2 separate regions of the Homo sapiens genome follow, and region 2 is linked to region 1. Evidence: read pairs that join two places in POLR2A ChIA-PET (ENCODE). Cell type or tissue: MCF 10A. All regions are shown on one strand. Links, peaks and the distances in the headings refer to the core of each region. The heading gives the core; the rest is flanking DNA. Region 1 has its middle 22 kb from the start of STAT4. Region 2 has its middle 190 kb from the start of NABP1.

Region 1 (9,440 bases), core at 2,852-5,351:
TTGTGTAATAAAAGGGTAAAAGGTTTAGTTCTGAAAATTAAAGACCTCTAAGCTCAACTTTTATAGCAAGGGAAAAAAATTGTCACACTGAATAAATAATGGGAATAGAACAAGATACTGACTTCACATGAACAACATTTCCCGTCAGACTAATCTAACAATTTAATCTATTGACAAAGGATAGGTAAATTGTATCTGTGGATTAGAGCTGGGACCAGAGGTATCTGGGAGCACAGATACAGAGCTAAGCCTAAGAAACCATGGCAAGACTGGAGTCTCAAAGCAGGAACAAAGGAGGTAGAGGTCAGAGATGGGGACAGACCTGGAACCAGGGGCCTAATGCCCAGATAATAAGATGATGTAGGGGTCAGGCGCGGTGGCTCAAACCTGTAATCCCAGCACTTTGGGAGGCCAAGGCAGGTGGATCACTTGCAGCCAGGGGTTCGAGACCAGCCTGGCCAACATGGTAAAACCCCGTGTCTACCAAAAAAAATTTTTTAAAAATTAGCCTGGTGTGATGGTGCTCACCTGTAATTCCAGCTACTGGGGAGGCTGAGGCAGGAGAATCGCTTGAACCTGGGAGGTGGAGGTTGCAGTGAGCCGAGATCATGCCACTGCACTACAGCCTGGGCAACAGAGTAAGGCTCCATCTCAAAAAAAAAATATATCATCTAGGATTTTGTGCCATTTTCTGTTCCTTAAAAAATTGAATTTCCAGGCATGAGCCTGTGAAGATTGTTTAATTCCTTTGAGAACCTGAGCCCATCATTCAAAGAACTGTCACTCAGTGACAGTATCATTTCTTCATTCTTTATTCATTCATTCACTCATTCACCAAATACATATCAAATGCCTTATTTTTGTAAGGTAATTTACTAGGAGTAAATAAAATAAAAATGATGGACATTAGTTTGTTATCTCCCGAGTCATAATAGAAGAGTTGAAAAACATTTTGATCATTATCTAATCACAACTGCCTTTTCTATTAAAAAAAATTATCAAAAGAATAACAGTTAAGATGTAACTAAGTCCCGACTACTTTGAAGATTTGGTATAAATTAGGAAAAAAATTCAAATAAAATTTAATGTTTTAAAACAGCCCTTTTACTAAAGACTTGGCTTCTTTTTTGGCTTTTTAAAAAACTTACAGTTGCAGCCTTGATTAAAGACCTCAGGTTTCCTAAAGTACTTTTAAACTCATTGCTTTATATAGTTTCAATATATTGCTGCTAATCAGTGCCCTGTTCTTACCAACTAAAGGTGCTATCTTTTATCTGCAACTTCGTTTGTGTCATGTCCAGAAGCAAAAGCAAACATAAAACAAAACATATGGAGGAAAAATGATTTCAGTCTTTTCACTGTTCACTTCTATTTTTTACTCTTCTTATAAATCAGTAAAATGTTACTCTTGAACTACCATCACACCCACTTACTGTGGTTTTCCATTGTTGTATAGGATTTTAAAAAATAACTCATTAAATAAGCTTCATTTGAAGATCTCTGACAAGCTTGCTTTTCACTTATGAACCTAATGTAAAACATCCAATTTAGATACATTTTAAGCAGTTACTAAATAATTCCCTTACAGCTATATAGGGGTGCCTATAAGATGAGTCAATGGGTGGTTTATTTAGTCATCTATTTATTCAGCAAGTTATAGAGTGCCAACATTGAACAATGAGCCATCATAGGTTAAAATCAGGTAAAATACCAGCTTGTGCAAGAGGTGTGCCTGCCATCACATTTGAACCCAATTGCTGGAAGAGACAAGTCACAGTATGGAACATAAATACCTCAATACAAGGTAATTTATGAATCATATTAGGTAATTTGAACAAACTAAGAAAGACTGAGTGAAGAAGATGGACCCTAAAAGAACGGTTAGGATTTTTGATAAGGACTAGAGGAATATATAAGTGAAGAGAAAGACATAAGTACGGGCTGAATAGGCAGGGAAACCCAGTGTGTATTCAGGGAAGGTCAAACAGAACATATTGGCAGGAGCAGAAGCTTCATACTGGAAAATAGAAGCAGGTAAAGCTGGTGATGCGTGGAAGTGCTGTGGTGTTTTAAATGCGAGGTGCCTGAGTTTGAAGTATTTCTACGATTCAATTGCCACTCCCTTGTCATTCTTAGCCACTCCAGCCTATCCTCAAGCTGCTGCCAACATGATTCCTCTAAAAGATAAAGTTAACACATAACTCCTCTGTTGAGGATTTCTCAGTGGATTTTAGAAGGGTATGGGTCCCTAAGCCCACTCAAGTATGGGGGTCTATGAGACTGTTCAGAACTGAGCACCAAGACACAGGTTCCCTCTGGCTGAGCTCAGCTTGGAGGGTCACCACTGGCCCTGCCTGGTCTCATAGGGAGCTGGATAAACAAGAGCCCTCTTTGATCCAAGCAATGGTCTCAGACAGAGGTGAAATTGCACCTGGCAACCCATTATGCGATGGCAAATAATGGCAAACAGGCTGAGAGATCTCTGGGTTCTGATTAAATTCCAGGACACTTACACAGTGGAATTTGATGTTACTGGCTTACTAAACTCAAACAAACTTTCAAATTCACTGTGTAAATGCATTTAATTTCAGCAAAACAGCATCCATTATCTTAAGTTTACATTCAAATATTATAGATTATATTTTTGTTTTAATTTTATTTTAAAAATTAGTGCTGTGTATGGTGGAAAGTAGGAATATAGATATAGATATCATACGGCATTATCTAATTTAGTTTTAAAATGATCCCTGCAGCGTAGTTATTATTATCCCATATTATAGATGAGGAAATTGAGGGTTAGAGGGTTCAATAACTTATGCAAATTCAAACAGCAATTAAGTAGCAAATTAGGGATTTTAAACCAGTTCTATTCAATGCCACTTCTTCTGCACATGCACATTCAGATGTCATCTTCAGAGACATCAAAGTAGAATTTGTAAATGACAGAAGCTGAGAAGTGCAAGGACCCAGACTCATCTACAATATCTACTTCCTGGCCGTGACTCATCAGAGGAAAACTACGAATTATGGTTTTACTAAATCAAGGAGTTATATTCGATGACTTTTCAAATCTTCTCTCATCCCCTTGAGTCTATGATCCCTTATCAAATTTCTACTGCTCCCTAAACATTTCAGATTTCAAGAGCTCAGTTGAATCAATGAGGAACTCTTACCCATATTGAAGGAAATGTCTTTTATAGTGATATGTTCCTGTTTCCCTAAAACACCACGAGCAAACTTCAAATACCATTCCAACTTTTGCCCTTTTTTTTTTGTCCACACCTCTTTCAAAAATAAGTAACAGCATTAACAAAAACCAACAAAATTTGGCCCTAGCCCATCTGAAGTATCAGCCAGATTTGCATTTAGTTCCCCAGACCAAAGTAGGAGAAGCAGTTAGCTGGTTACAAGCCCTTCACAGTGCTAAAGAACAATGAATGGAGGGCTTCAAAATCAAAACCATACGTTTGGTAGGAAACAGCTCCAACTGGTGCTTGATTACTAACTAGGCGTTCTGCTTCTAACATGATTAGGACAAACACAGAAAACCCTGTAGGGTTTGAACTGATGGACTGATGTTTCCCTCCCAGGAAGAAAAAGAGCAGTATCCAATGGCATTGAATCACTGTGATTCTGGATACCTTCAAAAGCCAGGGCTTTGAGGGGGTTCTCATTTCTATGCCACACAGTGAGCCCTTCTCTTTCTCAGGAATCCTCTCCAGAGAGAGAGGCTTTGTGTAGAATTTTCCTGAATGCAATGAATGTCAGCACATTCCCAGCTAGAATGTGCATTCTATTCTTATCAAGTGAAACTGACCTCCCTGCCCCAGCATGCTCTCCTTGTTCAACATGATGATTAATTTCAATGATGCAGGTTTCTAGATGAATTGCACTAGAATTTGCATCCACTCCAGATGGCAAATATGTACCTCTGGAATCTCCTCACCCTTAGGAAAGAGGTCATGTGCTAGCTTGCAAGAATGAGGATTTTTAAAATAGTTGGCTTACAATCAAATCTGTGTCCCACAAAATGCTCTGTCCAGACTAGCCTCTCTCCTTTTAGTTGGCAGCGATCCTCTCCTTCCTACTCATTTTCCATCTGATACCATGTGACTCAAGTAGGAGTCACAACCAAAATGAATTTTTTTTACTGCAAAATTCAAGATTTTACAGTATTTTTTCAGCCAATGGAAGCAACCAGGATTCATAAGAGTCTGCAAGTTGATGTTCAATAGGCCCCTGAATCATGCTTATTCACAGATTTCCAAGTTAATTGCCCTGATACATGCTACTGAGCTTCTTCTAGTGAACAAAAATCTTACTCCATTAGTCATCACTGTCAAAAGGAATACAGTACGCAAAATAAAAGCTGGTCCTCTTTTTGTGTGCATTTCTGCATCAGAGTGATTGTTTCAACATTGATTAAATACAGATTTCCCCCCAAAGCTTTGTTGGAAGCGCTAAGTGGTTCAGGTGATGGAAAGTGAGTTAATTCATGTGCTCCCCTAAGTATTTTTTATTGAGGCATTTTCTTAGGATTCAAAGCAAAAAGGAAGGAAATTGCTCTTATGTGTATCAAGGAAGTCCAAATACTCACATGGACAAATAGCTGCCCCACTTCATTCGCCCTTCTTTGCATCCCAGAACTGTCACCTCCAGGAGCCTCTGCTGAGGTTACCATGGAGCTGTGGGGAAAATTTTGTTTGGAGCTTTCAGAGGATCTGTGGGGATAAACGTGGATGAAGACAAAAACCTGAAAATCTAGGGGCTGGCTCTGGGTTGGGGCAGAATCATAAGAGCTGGCCCACCCACCCAGCAGTGTCCTGGCTCCCTCATTACCTGAAATTCCACAAATTTAGTTCAAGACAACGCACATTTGCTGTGTCCTGGGAATTCTGAGATAACTAAAAAAAAAGCTCACGGTATAATGGGAAAGGTAGGAACTTTGTTATAAGATAACTCTGCCTGAAAGAGGTGAAAAGGCATTACTGAGGTATTTTTGAGCCAGATTTTGAAGGCAGGATGGAAGATTGCCAAATGCAGAAGAGAAAGCCAAGGGAATCCCATTTACAAAGGTCAGGGCCTGATTTGCTGTGGCAGAAGAATGGGATCTGGAGGAACCTAGCACTCACAGGAGAGGAGATGAGGCAGGTTTCGCCAGGCCCGAAGACGTGGCCACCAAAGTGTAAGATAGTGTGATCTGCAACAGTGCTGGAAATAGACTGGGGTAGGGAGAGACCAGTTGTGAGGTTTTTGCCATAGTCCCAGCAAGTACTTATGAAGATCTGGACGGCAGTGACAGCAGGACTTAAAAAAAAAAAAAATCACATCTTAGAAATTTTTTTTTCTTTTTTTTTTTGAGATGGAGTCTCTGTCTCACAGGCTGGAGTGCAGTGGCTCAATCTCACTGCAACCTCTGCTTCCTGCCAGAGTGGCTCACTGCAATCTCTGCCTCCTGCCAGGTTCAAGCTATTCTCCTGCCTCAGCCTCCTGAGTAGCTGGAATTATAGGTGCTTGCCACCACGCCCAGCTAATTTTTTGTGTTTTTAGTAGCGATGGGGTTTTACCATGTTGGCCAGGCTGGTCTTGAGCTCCTGAACTCAGGTGATCCTCCTGCCTCAGCCTCCCAAAGTGCTGGGATTACAGGCATAAGCCACCGTGCCCAGCCCTTAAAGACATCTTTGGAAGGTAGAATTGACAACATTGGATGTGGGTGATAAGGGAGATGTCTGCAGAGGTTTCTAGTTTGGGGGATTAAGCTGATGGTGGCAGTTCTGAGTGAGGTTTCTATCTACCTCTATCTCTTCATCTGTCTGCTTCTCTCTCGGTCTCTTTCTCTGCCTCTATTTTTTCTATTTCTGTTTTTCTCTGAGACATTCTATACCTGTCTTTTGTCTCTTGCTTTTTTATGTTATCAGCTTCGTTCTACACATCAGTTCCATTCTCCTCTCTATAATGACCAACTTCTTCTGCCCCCTGGTAACTCAAGATGACACATGCCTTTGACTTTCCATAGCTTTCATTCCCTTGAAATTCTCTCACTTCCCATTCCACTGTTCATTATAAAGTTCGTTCCATATTTTTCTGTTCAAATTTCCAATAAAGAGAATCTAATGAGAGGCAGCATCTGGCTCCCACTGTCATGGCTATTGCAGTACATTGAGCTCCATAGAAATAGTGCTGGGGAAAGTGAGAATTGATAAGCACTGGGCCACTCTGTTGGTGGCTAAGGAAAAATTACTAAACATGCGCAAAGGAGATCCTAAGAGGCCATGGGGCAACATGTCATCATATGCATTCTCTGTATAGACTTGCTGGGAGGAAGCACAAGAAGCAGCATCCAGCTCCTTCGGTCAGCTTCTCAGAGTTGTCTCAGGAGTGCTCAGGGAGGTGGAAGGCCATTTCTGCTAAAGAGAAAGGAAAATTTGAAGACATGGCAAAGGCAGACAAAACCTGTTATGAAAGACAAATGAAAACCTAATCCCTCCTAAAGGGGAAACAAAAGAGGAGTTTAAGGAAACCAGTGCACCCAAGAGGCCTCTTTTGGGCTTTTTCTTGTTCTGTTCTGAGTATCACCAAGATCAAAGGAGAATATCCTGGCCTACCCATTGATGACATAGCAAAGAAACTGGGAGAGATGTTAATAACACTGCTGCAGATGGCAAGCAGCCTTATGAAAAGAAGGCTGCTAAGCTGAAGGAAATATGCGAAAAGGATATTGCTGCATACCGAGCTAAAGAAAAGCCTGATACAGCAAAAAAGCGAGCCATGAAGGCTGAAAAAAAGCAAGACAATGAAGGAAGAATAGGAAGATGAGGAAAATGAAGAAATGGTGAAGAAGAAGAAGATGATGTTGAATAAGTTGGTTCTAGCACAGTTTCTTTTCCTTGTCTATAAAGCATTTAACCCTCCCATACAACTCACTCCTTTTAAAGAAAAATAAAACGGAAATGTAAGGCTGTGTAAGGTTTGTTTTTAAACTGTAAAGTGTCTTTTTTGTTTAGTTATACTATCAATTGTGTAGTTAGATAGCCCTCTTCTAGTGGTATTTTCAATAGCCGCTAACCTTGCCTTGTACAGTATGTGGGGTTTAAATGGCATGGAAATTTAAAGTAGATTCTTCTTGGTCCATAGCACAAATTAGTTATATATGGGGATGGTCATTTTTTCATCTTCAGTTGTCTCTGACGCAGCCTATATGAAATAATTGCTGCTCTGTTAACTGAACATCACTCTGTAATTGCAAGAAAAAAAAAAGTTGTAGCTGTTTTGTTGACATTCTGAATGCTTCTGAGTAAATACAATTTTTTAAATTAAAAAACCTTTTTTAAAAAAGGGAATCTAATGAAATCAGCTCTTCTTTCCATGCTACTTCAGAGAGTCATTTACACTGGCTGCTTATCAGAACCACCTGAGGGAGTCTAAAAAAATACCAATGCGTGGAACCATCCTTGACTTAGTGAATCAGAATCTCTGAGGATGGAAAGCTCAGCATCTGTATTGTTTTAAGTTCCAGTGGCAATACTGATGCACAAATCGGACTGAAGCCACTGCCATTAGTGACAGGTCATACATAGGTCATGGTTCCTAGAGAAGACCTTGGGTCAGCCACTCATAACTACTCTGGTCAGTTTCAATCAGAGGTGGGAGATAAGGGGCAGGTAGGGCCACACTGTATGCAACATGGCCAGCCAGGGACCTGCGAGTATCCTGGCCATAAAGGCACCATGAAATGTTTGCTACATTAGTCTTGTGAGGGGTAAAATATTTAAACATAGGTTTACAGTGCTCTGTGATGTGTTTTGTGGACAAACACAGATGAGGGGCCTCTAATCCAGATGCGGAGAGGAAGGGAAGATTTTTTCCCAGGTAGGAGACATCTGAGCTGAACCTTGGGGGAAAGCCAAAGATTAGTCAGGTGAAGAAAAAGAGAAATGAGACCACCGGTGAATGAAACAGCATATCCCAGGCAGAGAGGAGATGTTTGGGCAGCATGGTAGCATGGTATTACAGGTTCACACTTCAAGCATCCTCTGCCACCCTTCTGCAAACTATAGCAAGGCTTCAGAAAATGTCTCAGTTATTTATTCTGGAAGTGATTTAAGTCTCTGCCAGACATTTAAGGGCTACCCAAACCAAAATAAAGTGAACTGTGAGAGGATATTGAGAGATTAGACCAGAGAGGTATGCCGAAGCACAATTGTGAAGTTTGGTGTTCAATATTCTAGAATAGTAGCTGCTATTTATTAGTTATCCACATACCAGGTACTTTATTGCATTATTTCATTTAATCCTCACAGAACCCATAAGGTCAATATTATTGCACTCACATTATACATAAGGAAACAGAAGCTCAAATAGCTTCATTTTACTTGCCACAATCATAAAGCTGGAAAATGCAGAGCTGGAATTTGAACTTAACAGTTAAAGTTCTCAGACTTTAAATTTAGAAAAAGGGGAGAAGGAGAGTTCTGTATTTGAAAATGAAAGAAAAAGATACCAATGTTTATGTGGTTGACGATTTGCATAGTGGGATCATTTCAGTACTCAAATGGTTTAAAGAATTTATAAATACATTTATGCAGGTAAATATTCTGTATCCTTTATTTTAGTTTATTTAAAACATTACAGCAATAAAAAGAACACAATCTAGACAAAACCTGGTGTGGATGCCCAATATGTAAGATAAATGAAAGGGAAGCTGCTCAGTTCAACAGGAGGTGGGAGGTTCATAAAGCATCAACATCACCCCATCTCTCCTCTCAGTCTTTTCAAAATTCAAGGACCCCATGGCTCTCATATATGGCCCCAAATAATTTTTAGACTCATAAACTTTTTTTCATACCACAAGCAAATGGCTCCAGGAAGCAAGCAAATGTTATATGAGGTGACAGAGGTGTTCTTTGCCCTTGTGGAAAATTGTGGCTGTGCAGGAGGGCTCTGGCCACCTATTGAACCCACTCCTGTGCTGTCATGGGTGCTCCTATGACCTAGAGAAGGGCAGAACCGATCATGGACAGGGTTTAGTGTCAGCTGCAAGCCACCTTCATAGAGAGGCCCTGACCTTTAGTCCACAGAAACAAATAAAGAGATTAAACCTTATTTTGGAAGGGAGATTGCCAAGACTGTTTCTGGCAAAGTCTGCCCACAGGAGATGATAAAGTCACCCAGGGATAACGCCCCCTTGCTGGTCCTCTGCTTATTTTAAGGTTCCTTCCAAGGGGCAATAGAAGGCATCATAAAGTGATTCACACCTGTTCAAACACAGATCATTTTAGGGCCAGCACTGACCACTCCTAAATCCCTGCTCATTTAGGGAAGTAGGAAGGATTTTAGCACAGCCCATTCATTATGGCAATATTTGCCCTGGTTTTCCCAGGACTGAAAGGTCTTGGAGGGCATTGAATTTTCAATACTAGATCCAAGAATGTTCCAGGAAA
Region 2 (9,440 bases), core at 3,772-6,271, 320 kb after region 1:
TAGCTGTCTCTTTCCTTGGTGAGCTAGGTGGTCTATTGTTTAGCTTGTTGCTCTATATTGAAAAGAGCTATTGTTTTCAAGAGCACCCTAAGCCTTGAACTTGCCTATATTTTGTTTCATTTAAAGTCCAGTTCTTTGGGAAGAGCTATAGGGCCTCATTTTCTTATGGACTTCCTCTTTCCCTGGTCAAAATCTCTAAGCAAATATTCTGGGTGCTGGGTGGGGCAACAGCCTCTGATCTTCCTGGCTTGCATGTTCCAGGATAGAACACCCATATTCCCTATGAGTGAGCTGAATTGAGAGTAATCAGGTCTCAGTATTCCTGGCCTTCCATGCTTGAGATAGAGCCTCTGTCCTGTGAGTGAGTGACAGAAAACAGTCCCCAGTGTCTCAACTGCACTCATCAGGAATTTAGTTTCTTTAATCCAGGGTAAGAAGAGATAAGAAATGCTGGTGGCCTTTCTTTCCTGGTGAGATATGGCAGCCCTGATGGGGAGCTGAGGGGAGAGGGAGCTCCATCTTCTTGGCCACACCTTCCAGAGGAAAGCTTTCATCAACTGAGCTACAAGAGGAAAGATGGGGAGAAGGAGTATAATGCTGGTTGTGAGAGGGAGTTGGCTATGCTTCAAATTGAGGGAAAAGAGAGAAAGGAACAAGTTAGGCAGATACCTAGGACAAGTCCATGGTAGAATTCCATTTTTTCTGACGAAAGAACAGCCTGAAAGATCAGGCTGCAAGCATAGATAAGGAGGCAAGGTCTACCATAAAGATGCCTTCTGTGTAACCAGCAAGGGTCATGTATACGTGGTAGGCTTCAGTGAGTACATTCCTTTCCTTTTTTGGATATACTTAGATAAGGGAGTTTGCACAGGGGTGCAGGGAGGTTTGCTTGAAACATGACTAAGAGGAGTAACACAGAACCAGGCACATCTGCAATTGAGAATTCTACCCCCTTACACATGCACAGTAGTGGAGTGACCTAAGCTAAGAGTCTACATATGCACTAAAAGGACAGGGAGGAGCTTTCAGGAATTTGCGCCTGATGTAAATGAAACACTAGTCCTAACTGGTTTTTTGCACCTTATGTAAATGAAATATCTTGCCCTACAATCCTGTTTATAAAAGCCCTTGTATTTGACTGTAGAACAGTAATCCTCGTTTTGGTCCCCTCTTCGCTGCGGAGAGTTTTCTCCTTTTGCCTTGTTAAACTTTAGCTCCAACCTCACCCTTGCGTCCTCACTCCTTAATTTTCTTGGTCATGAGACAAAGAACTCTGGGTCCTACTTCAAACAACAAAACTGAAACATTGTGGGGCATTGGCAGAGCTACTACAAAATGTCATAGAATCTCTATGTTCTTGAAATTAAATTTTAGTAGGTTTTCCTAAATATTTCTTCATTTGCTATAGCTTATAGGACAACTTCCAGAGATTTTAAATGTTGTCGTTTTTAAATAGTTTCCTCCAATTTTGCTTGTTTCTTTGGGGAGTGAGTCTATGGCACTCCTCATGCTGCCATACTGAAGTCATGGGCCACATTCACATTGTAGGCATAGTAGATTTGTATGTTGATAATTGTAAATGCTTTATGGTAGATGGCCTTGAGATGGCTTATTCTAACAAACACTGTATGTTCCAATAATTTTCCATCAAATGGAAGTCAAGTATCTTGAGGAAAGCTGTGTCTTTTTCTAATTTGCACAAAACCTCCCTTGGGTCAAGTCTTGGCCCTGGTGGTGAAGGTTAGGGGGATGGGAATGTAACACTGGTTAGAGGTGGCGGTAGGCATGGCCATAAGTCAGTGGTAGGGCTGCTATGTTTGGTTGTGCAGTTGTGAAACTATAGGGTCATCATAGATTTATATTTATTATTACAATTATGCTGAATGTCTCCTGTTTACTCCTCCTGATCCACTTCTACACTTCTCTACCCTTCTTTGTTTCTCAAGAACTTGCCCTGTATGAACTGTCTCCATGGGCTATCTTGCTCTCTGACTTCTGGTTGGATTCAGAGAAGATGAGAGGGCAAAAGAAATTTGAGGTGGGAGTATTTCTCCCCCTAATTCTCTCTTTGCTGGGTCACCATGGTTTGGCCACATGCCTCTACTTAATGTCATAGTTCTCGTCAAACAGCCCTTTTCTTACAGTTACCTTTCTCTGGATTGTGGTGACTGTGCCCTGCCCTTGAATCTTCATGCCTAGTGGGTGATAATGGTTTCCAACTGTTACAAGTCCTGAGGTACTATACCCCCATTATTTCTTTCTCTAAATCCTGCCCATAGCTTTGTAAGTAGTTCTTTTATTAAACTGTCCTTAAATTACCCAACTTAACATCATCTGTTTCCTGATGAGACCCTGGCTGATAGCAACAACTCTGCTGCAGATGGCAGTCAAATATCTTGAGGACAAGATGCCTTTTTCTGCCTTGCACTTGAACTAGCCATCCTGGGAGTGGTGGAGGGAGGTTGTAGAATAGTGGTGGTGATGGTTGGGGATGGTAGAGCTAATAAAATGGTTTTGAATGCCAGAATAAGACTAAGATGTACAATAGGCAAGACAGAGTGATGCACATGTGGACAACACTCTTTGAGAAAGATTACTCTGGCAGCTTTGTGAAAAACAGACTGGGTTAAGGATGGCTTACGAAAAAAAGGCCAACTGGGAAACTGCTGCTGTATCCTTAGAACAAAGAGTAAGGGCCTAAACTAGCAAAGGAGCCCTGGGAGAGAAAGGAAGTATTGGAAAGACTCAGTACAAGGAAGAAGCATAACTTCCTGGCAGCTTATTTTGGGAATAGCAGGAAAGGCAAAGAACAAGAATAACACATTATGATAGTACATGTTGCCAAACTAGAGAGTGGAGGAAGATGATAGAAATACTAGTAATGAGGATAATTAATTGCAGCTTATATTTATCAAATGTTTCCTGAATTATGACATCAGAGTTCTAAGAGCTTCACAAATATTAACTCACTTAATCTTCCCTTTGATTTTGTGACGTAGATCTCAACATTTTACCAATGAGGAAACAGGCACAAAAAGCTCCAGTTACTTACCTAGAGTCACCTGTGATGTAAGTTAGTGAGTAATTGAGCTGAGGTTCACTCCCCAGAGCCTGAACCCTTCTGCTTCTCAAGATATAAAAGATATGGCTCAAGGGCCAGGGAACAGTTGTCCCCAGATCAACTTTCCAAATTTATCTTTACCCCAGGTGCCCACCACTATGATCATAATTAACTTCTTGCTATTTCCACACTTACTACATCCTTTTCCTTCTCTTACTGAAATAGCCTCAGCTTGCTTGCCCACCTCATAGTAATAATAATAGCCAGCATTTATTGAGCATTAATTATGGGCTGTCACAGTTTTATGTGCTTGATGTGTATGCACTAATTAATCTTCATGACAACATTATAAGATGGGTATTACTAGTAGTAATAGTAGTATTCTCATCCATTAGAAGGCAAGCTATAGGGAAAAGGAATATTTATCTGTTTTATTCACCATAATGCTGTGTGGTATATTGTAATGGTCAGCAAAGATTTTTCAAATGAATGAACTTTACAGATGTGGAAACTGAGGCACAGTTGGCCTAAAATGACACAATTAATAAAGAGTAGGGCCCTGCTTGGGCCAGACTCTGGCTTCATAGCCTGTGTAGTATCACTAACTCATACCAACTCAGCCCTTAACACCAGCACAAATGTCACCTCTCCTGGGAAATTGGAAGGAAAATGGATACTCTGAGAAAACCTTCCCACTCCTCTCCATTTCCCTTGGGATGTCTTGGATGAAGACATCTTTAATATCTTGCTGTGTCTTTAAATCCCATACAGCACCCTTGTGGTTTTCCTCACTTCTCTTTGGCCCTCACTCTCATTCTTTTTGGTGCTTCGATCCTCTCAGGCACTAATTTTGGATTCCCAGGATCATGCTCCCACCCTCAGCCTTGCCCTTTATCTCCCTTGGCCAAATTTTAGTAATAACGCTGTCCATGCAGCCACTTCCCTCCATTCCCCGGGGCCCATTGTGCTTGCTCTGCAGAAGATACCACTTGGGTTTCCATTTCTATCCAATCCCCAAAGCTCTTTTTATAGTCTGCAAATTGTGTTGCTTCTTCTCGGGCTTTGAAATTAGGGAGTGTAGGCTGACCTGGTTCTAGTACTTTGAAAGTAGGGCTGGCACCACCTCCTTGATTTATCATGTGGTAGCAACAGGGAGGGGACCATCAGTGAATACTTATTAGACATCTAGTAGTACAGCAAGGAGCTAAGGTGAGCATACCTGTGGGGGTGAAGGACTGCCCTTAGAGGTTTGCTGATATTGCAAAGCCTTGTTGCTTTGAACCCATACCTTAACATTTAGCAAAGGGAAAATGCCAAAAGGACAAGTAGCCTCAGCAGACTTCCCAGATAAAAGTAGATTGTATCAATGACTGTATTCTGTTCAGCACTGCATTCACTAGACTTAATGGACCATGAGGAGCTCTGGATCCAACAACTGATAATAATAGCTAAAATCAAAAATCTAGATGTTTCCAGTTGGAGAATTAGGAATTCATTTCTAGAGCCATGAGCTTATGAGGAAATACTATGTGATATTTCATAAATCACATATACTATTTTCTCTTTGGGAAGAAACCAGTTCCTAGGAAGCTAGGTATGGAAGGCAAATTGCCTTTCAAGGTCTCGTGTCAATTCCTGGCTTTAATGGGCTTGTGACTCATAACCACAGAGACTTCAGTCTAGGCCCACGCAGCAGCTTGGAGCTGGGAATGGAGGTTATTACTGCAGATGACTAAACAGCATCCAGCTGAGGTAGCAGAATCTGGTGCTGCTAATGAGAAAAGATGACTACTGCCTTTTCTTTTCCACATACCAGAGGTTTTCTCTGGTGGAGTTTCATTTTCTGCATGAAATGGCAGACTCGCCTCCCCAGACATAAAGTTGCCACAGATGTAGAATTATATAATGTTCAAACTAGAAAGTTCCCTAGAAATCATCTCCTCCATCTTCTCAACTTGTATATAGGGAAACTGAGGCAGAGAGACCAGGTAACACTTGATTTTACATAATTTCCTAATTAAGGCCTGGATTGTGTTTCTGAATCCAGCGTTTTTGCCATGGAAGCTACAAGAGTGTCTCCATGGGCCTTCTGGTAGTCTGAAGTAGCGTAATTGGAGAGGACAGAATATTATTTTGTGATTGACACTGTATTGACACTCCTTTTGAGGTTTGCCACATTCTGATAACCATAGCTACTGGGAAAGACAATGTCTTCATGCCATTTTGGATAAAAATAGGTGGTCAAAGACCAGTGAGCTGAGGAGCCTGTGGAGCTGTATAGAGCTTAGGCTTGACTGGTCATGTTGGTCAGAGGGGCTTCACACATATTTCATGTTTTCAGTCTGCCAAGTACTCTGTGTGGCAGATTGTGCTGTCAAAGTATCTAAGCTGGGGACTGTTTTCCAAAGTCCTTTTTCTTGCAGGAGTCAGGTTAGAGATGGCCAGAATGGAATTTGCATGAGATTTGAAAGGCAAAAGAGAGGCAGTGGCTGTTCCTTTCTGAAAATCTTTTCAGGGTCATATGTGGTGACAGACAGACAAAACTTGTCCAAACTCCCCTCTGTGTCCAGTTCTTCCAGACTGCTGGCCCTGCTGAACAATAGCAGCTCCAAGCCCACTAGATATTGGGCTGTACCACTAGATATTGTAGGCCAGTATCTAGTGGCAGGCTGGGAGCTGCTGATACAATGATTTGTAACCTCACCATGAATCCCTGCTTCACTGTCCTACTTTAGTCACGAATGTAACTAACTCCTCTTTGTGACTGGTTCATGACTCCCTCATTCTCCAACTCATCCTTACACACCTGTACTTGCTCAGCTCCTCTCACACGTGTGAAAAGTCTAATTCCTTTAAGAAGTCCTTTATCCTGCAGCACCTTAAGTGACCCTGCTCACCTAAGTGACCCCTGATGATTCATGCTGGATCTCCAGGAATGGCGAGCCCGGGGCAGTCCAATTCACTTGCCTCTCCCTGCATTTGGCAATTCACACGAAACCGATGTGGCAAAGGAGGAACCAGGAAGTGTTCTGTCTATGTGCAGGCAATATGTGTTGTCAGCACTTCCCTGGAAGATTCCTCAGTTGAACAAAGAATGTTTCCGACTCTGACAGCAAAGGGCAGTCAAGGGGGCTGGGGAAAACCTGAGAGCGGTGTATTCTAGCGGGCCTGCCCACCAGGACAATGCTTCCGTCATCCCAAAGCCTTTCCTAAGCCTTTGCAATGCCCCTCCACCTGAAGTCCTCTTCCACTCCTCATCTCCCACAAAAGAACTGAGCTGTACCATAAGATTTTTGGTACCTTTCTGTCTAATTGATCTGCATAGCTGAAGACTGGCTTCCTTAATATATTTTACAGTTCCTATTTCCAGTCCCTTCTGGGACCAGATAAGTTGTGAAAATCAATCTTGAAAGGACTATGATTAACTGAACTTTTTTAACCCCTATAAAATATATGATTTGTAGCTTCTCACATTATTATTTCCCACCCCGCCCCCCACCCCCACATCATTTAAAAACATGAACTGACAGTGGTAAAAAGTTAGAATATCATTTGAACGAACTTTCCAATGCCCAAGGCAAAAAAGCCCCCAGATTCGAGCTGAACTCTAAATGGTTGAGGAAGGATACAACTACATCTGACAGCTGGAACATCACTTTTTTTTTTTTTTAAATAAAAATTTCCCTCTTTTCTTCTTTTTGGGCAATGCAAATTTTCCTTTTAAATTGTGCATTGATTTTTATGTTTTTGAATAGCGAAGTCAGCAGTTCCCAAGAACCCTGATATGATATGCAGGCTGTTAAACAGATGTTACAGCAAGAAAAAATCTCTGGTCAAATAAAGTGTGGGAAATACTGGCTTTGTTCAAAAAAAGAGTTACAGAGTGGCGCCTTGTCTCAGGAGCTTTGCTAGGCACTGAACAAAATACAGCTAGTCCCAGTCCACATGAGGCTCACAGTCTACTAGAACACAGCTAAGCAAGCTTCCTTACTGCAAGATTCCTGAGAGTATCTAATATACTGATGTGAATTGTGAATACCAAGGGGAAACGCTGTGCCACATTTTCCAAACTGATTTATTTGCCAAGCTTCTTCTCTCTCTTTTCAAGCTTACAAGTAGGACAAGTTATTCTTAGGGTATCTGTTTATGAAAAGCTGACCTAAATCAAATAAAATCCTGAACCTAACTAATTTATAAGAAAGCATTTCTAAAGAGCAGCGTTAGAACTCTTGTCTGAGTTGAATCTTACATCATTTTAAAAAATGCAATAAAAGACGCCATTCATTTTACATAAAATGAGCTAAGAGCAGTGACATATTTGTTAGAAATCTATGCAATTAGCAATCTATGCAAAGACGGATTTTTATCTTCTTGTAACTAAGTGGGACAAATGCTTAATGTATCTGCTGTAGTGTTGACAATTCACAAAGCTGTAAAATAATGAGATAATTCTTGAATTAGGGCTGTGTTTATGCTTTTCTACATTCTAGCATGAAAGGTTGATTAATTACAACTTGATAGTATGCAGTACAGGAAAACATCTGAGTTTCTGGATTGTTTTTTGGGAATGATAATCCAAGTGTTTGCCTATGTCTATTCAAGGATTATCATCTCTGGTAGCTTTGAAAAAAAGGGGAGCTTGTCCCATTTCTACCCCAGGGTCAGTCCAAACCTGCCCACTTCTCTGGTGTCCCCTGCCTTTGCCTCTAACTCATACCCCCACTCACCTGAGTCCTGGGACCCCCGTAGATTCTGGTATCTTTCCTTAATAGCATGCAGCTATTATTACCATCCTCAGCAGAGTGGCAATACAGGAAACGCTGCCATGTTCAATTTCATTCAGATCCTTAGGCCAGGCATGATGGCTCAGGCCTGTAATCCCAGCACTTTGGGAGACGGAGGTGGGCAGATCACCTGAGGTCAGGAGTTGAAGACCAGCCTAACCAACATGGCAAAACCCCATCTCTACTAAAAATACAAAAACTTAGCCAGGCTTGGTGGTGGGCTCCTGTGGTCCCAGGTACTCAGGAGGCTGAGGCAGGAGAATTGCTTGAACCCAGGAGGCAGAGGTTGCAGTGAGCTGAGATCACACTATTGCACTCCCGCCTGGGCGACAAAGCGAGACTCTGTCTCAAAAAAAAAAAAAATCAGCCAGGTGTGGTGGCTCATGCCTGTAATCTCAGCACTTTGGGAGGCCAAGACAGGTGGATCGTGAGGTCAAGAGATCGAGACAATCCTGCCTAACATGGTGAAACCCCATCTCTACTAAAAATACAAAAAAATTAGCCAGGCGTGGTGGCGGGCGCCTGTAGTCCCAGCTACTTGGGAGGCTGAGGCAGGAGAATGGCGTGAAACCGGGAGATGGAGCTTGCAGTGAGCCTAGGTCGCACCACTGCATTCCAGCCTGGGTGACAGAGTGAGACTCCGTCTCAAAAAAAAAAAAAAAAAGAAAAAATTCATTCAGATCCTGTCAAATCTTGGATTTCCCACTATGCTCTCTGGGGTAAAAGACACTTTTTTTATTTTTTAATTTTTCTTAAGGATTAGGGTAACCAAGGATGGAAATGAAATTTAGTTATTACTCTCTTAAAATTTCTTAGTCATTTCTTCATGGAGAACATCTAATCTCCTCAAAGTCCTGGATTACCTGTGTCGTCATTGTCCTCTTCCTCCTCTTCTTTTTCTTCCTCTCTCTCTCTCTCTTCCTCTCTCTCTCTGTCCCTCTGCCACTCTTTCTTTTTAAAGTCAGGCATATTGGAGGATAATTTATATATGGTTAAAATTCACTTTTTAGTGTACAGCAGCTTTATGAATTTTGACAAAAGCTCCATTTGTATAACCATCACTGCAATCAAGACATAGAATATTTGTTACCGCTCCTGCTGCCCCCCTCAAATTCCCTTGTGCTCCTTTCTAGCAGCACTTATCTTATCCCCAGCCCTTACCTACCCCGATCTGTTTTCCATCCCTAATATTTGCCTTTTTGAGAATTTAATAAAAACATTATTTTTAACCCATAAAAAAGGAGTTAACAAGGAATCATGTATTACGTAGTTTTATTTCCTAAGCATAATGAATTTGAGACTCCTGTCATGTTGCACACATTGGTGATTTGTTCATTCTTATTGCTGAACAGTATTTTATTGTAGGACTATATCACAGTTGTTTTTTAAAAATCCATGTGCCAGTTGAAAGACATTTGAGCTGTTTTTTATTTTTGGTATTTATGAATAAAACCACTATAAACATATGTATACTAATTTTCATGTGAATGTAAGTCTTCATTTCTCTTGGATAAATAACTAGGAATGAAATTGCTGAAATATGAGGTAAGTGTATGTTTAACTTTATAAGAAACTGACAAATGATTTTTAAAGTG

The links. ChIA-PET counts read pairs that join two places held together with the same protein. Peaks named below come from ENCODE experiments on the same cell type or tissue, not always from the same donor. Only the 100,000 strongest peaks of a DNase experiment are listed, where the experiment ranks them.
Region 2: POLR2A ChIA-PET joins it to region 1 with 29 read pairs; 3 of 35 experiments call an interaction of 5 or more read pairs at or near these places.

What each region holds. Positions count from the first base shown.
Region 1 is chr2:191,167,987-191,177,426 of GRCh38, forward strand. It overlaps the pseudogene HMGB1P27. Among named protein-coding and RNA genes, the nearest start is that of STAT4, 22 kb to the left of the region's middle. In MCF 10A, for the core only: no CTCF peak of the experiment used is centred there; a DNase peak (open chromatin) is centred at 3,985.
Region 2 is chr2:191,482,354-191,491,793 of GRCh38, forward strand. No RefSeq gene overlaps it. Among named protein-coding and RNA genes, the nearest start is that of NABP1, 190 kb to the right of the region's middle. In MCF 10A, for the core only: no CTCF peak of the experiment used is centred there; DNase peaks (open chromatin) are centred at 4,748 and 6,018.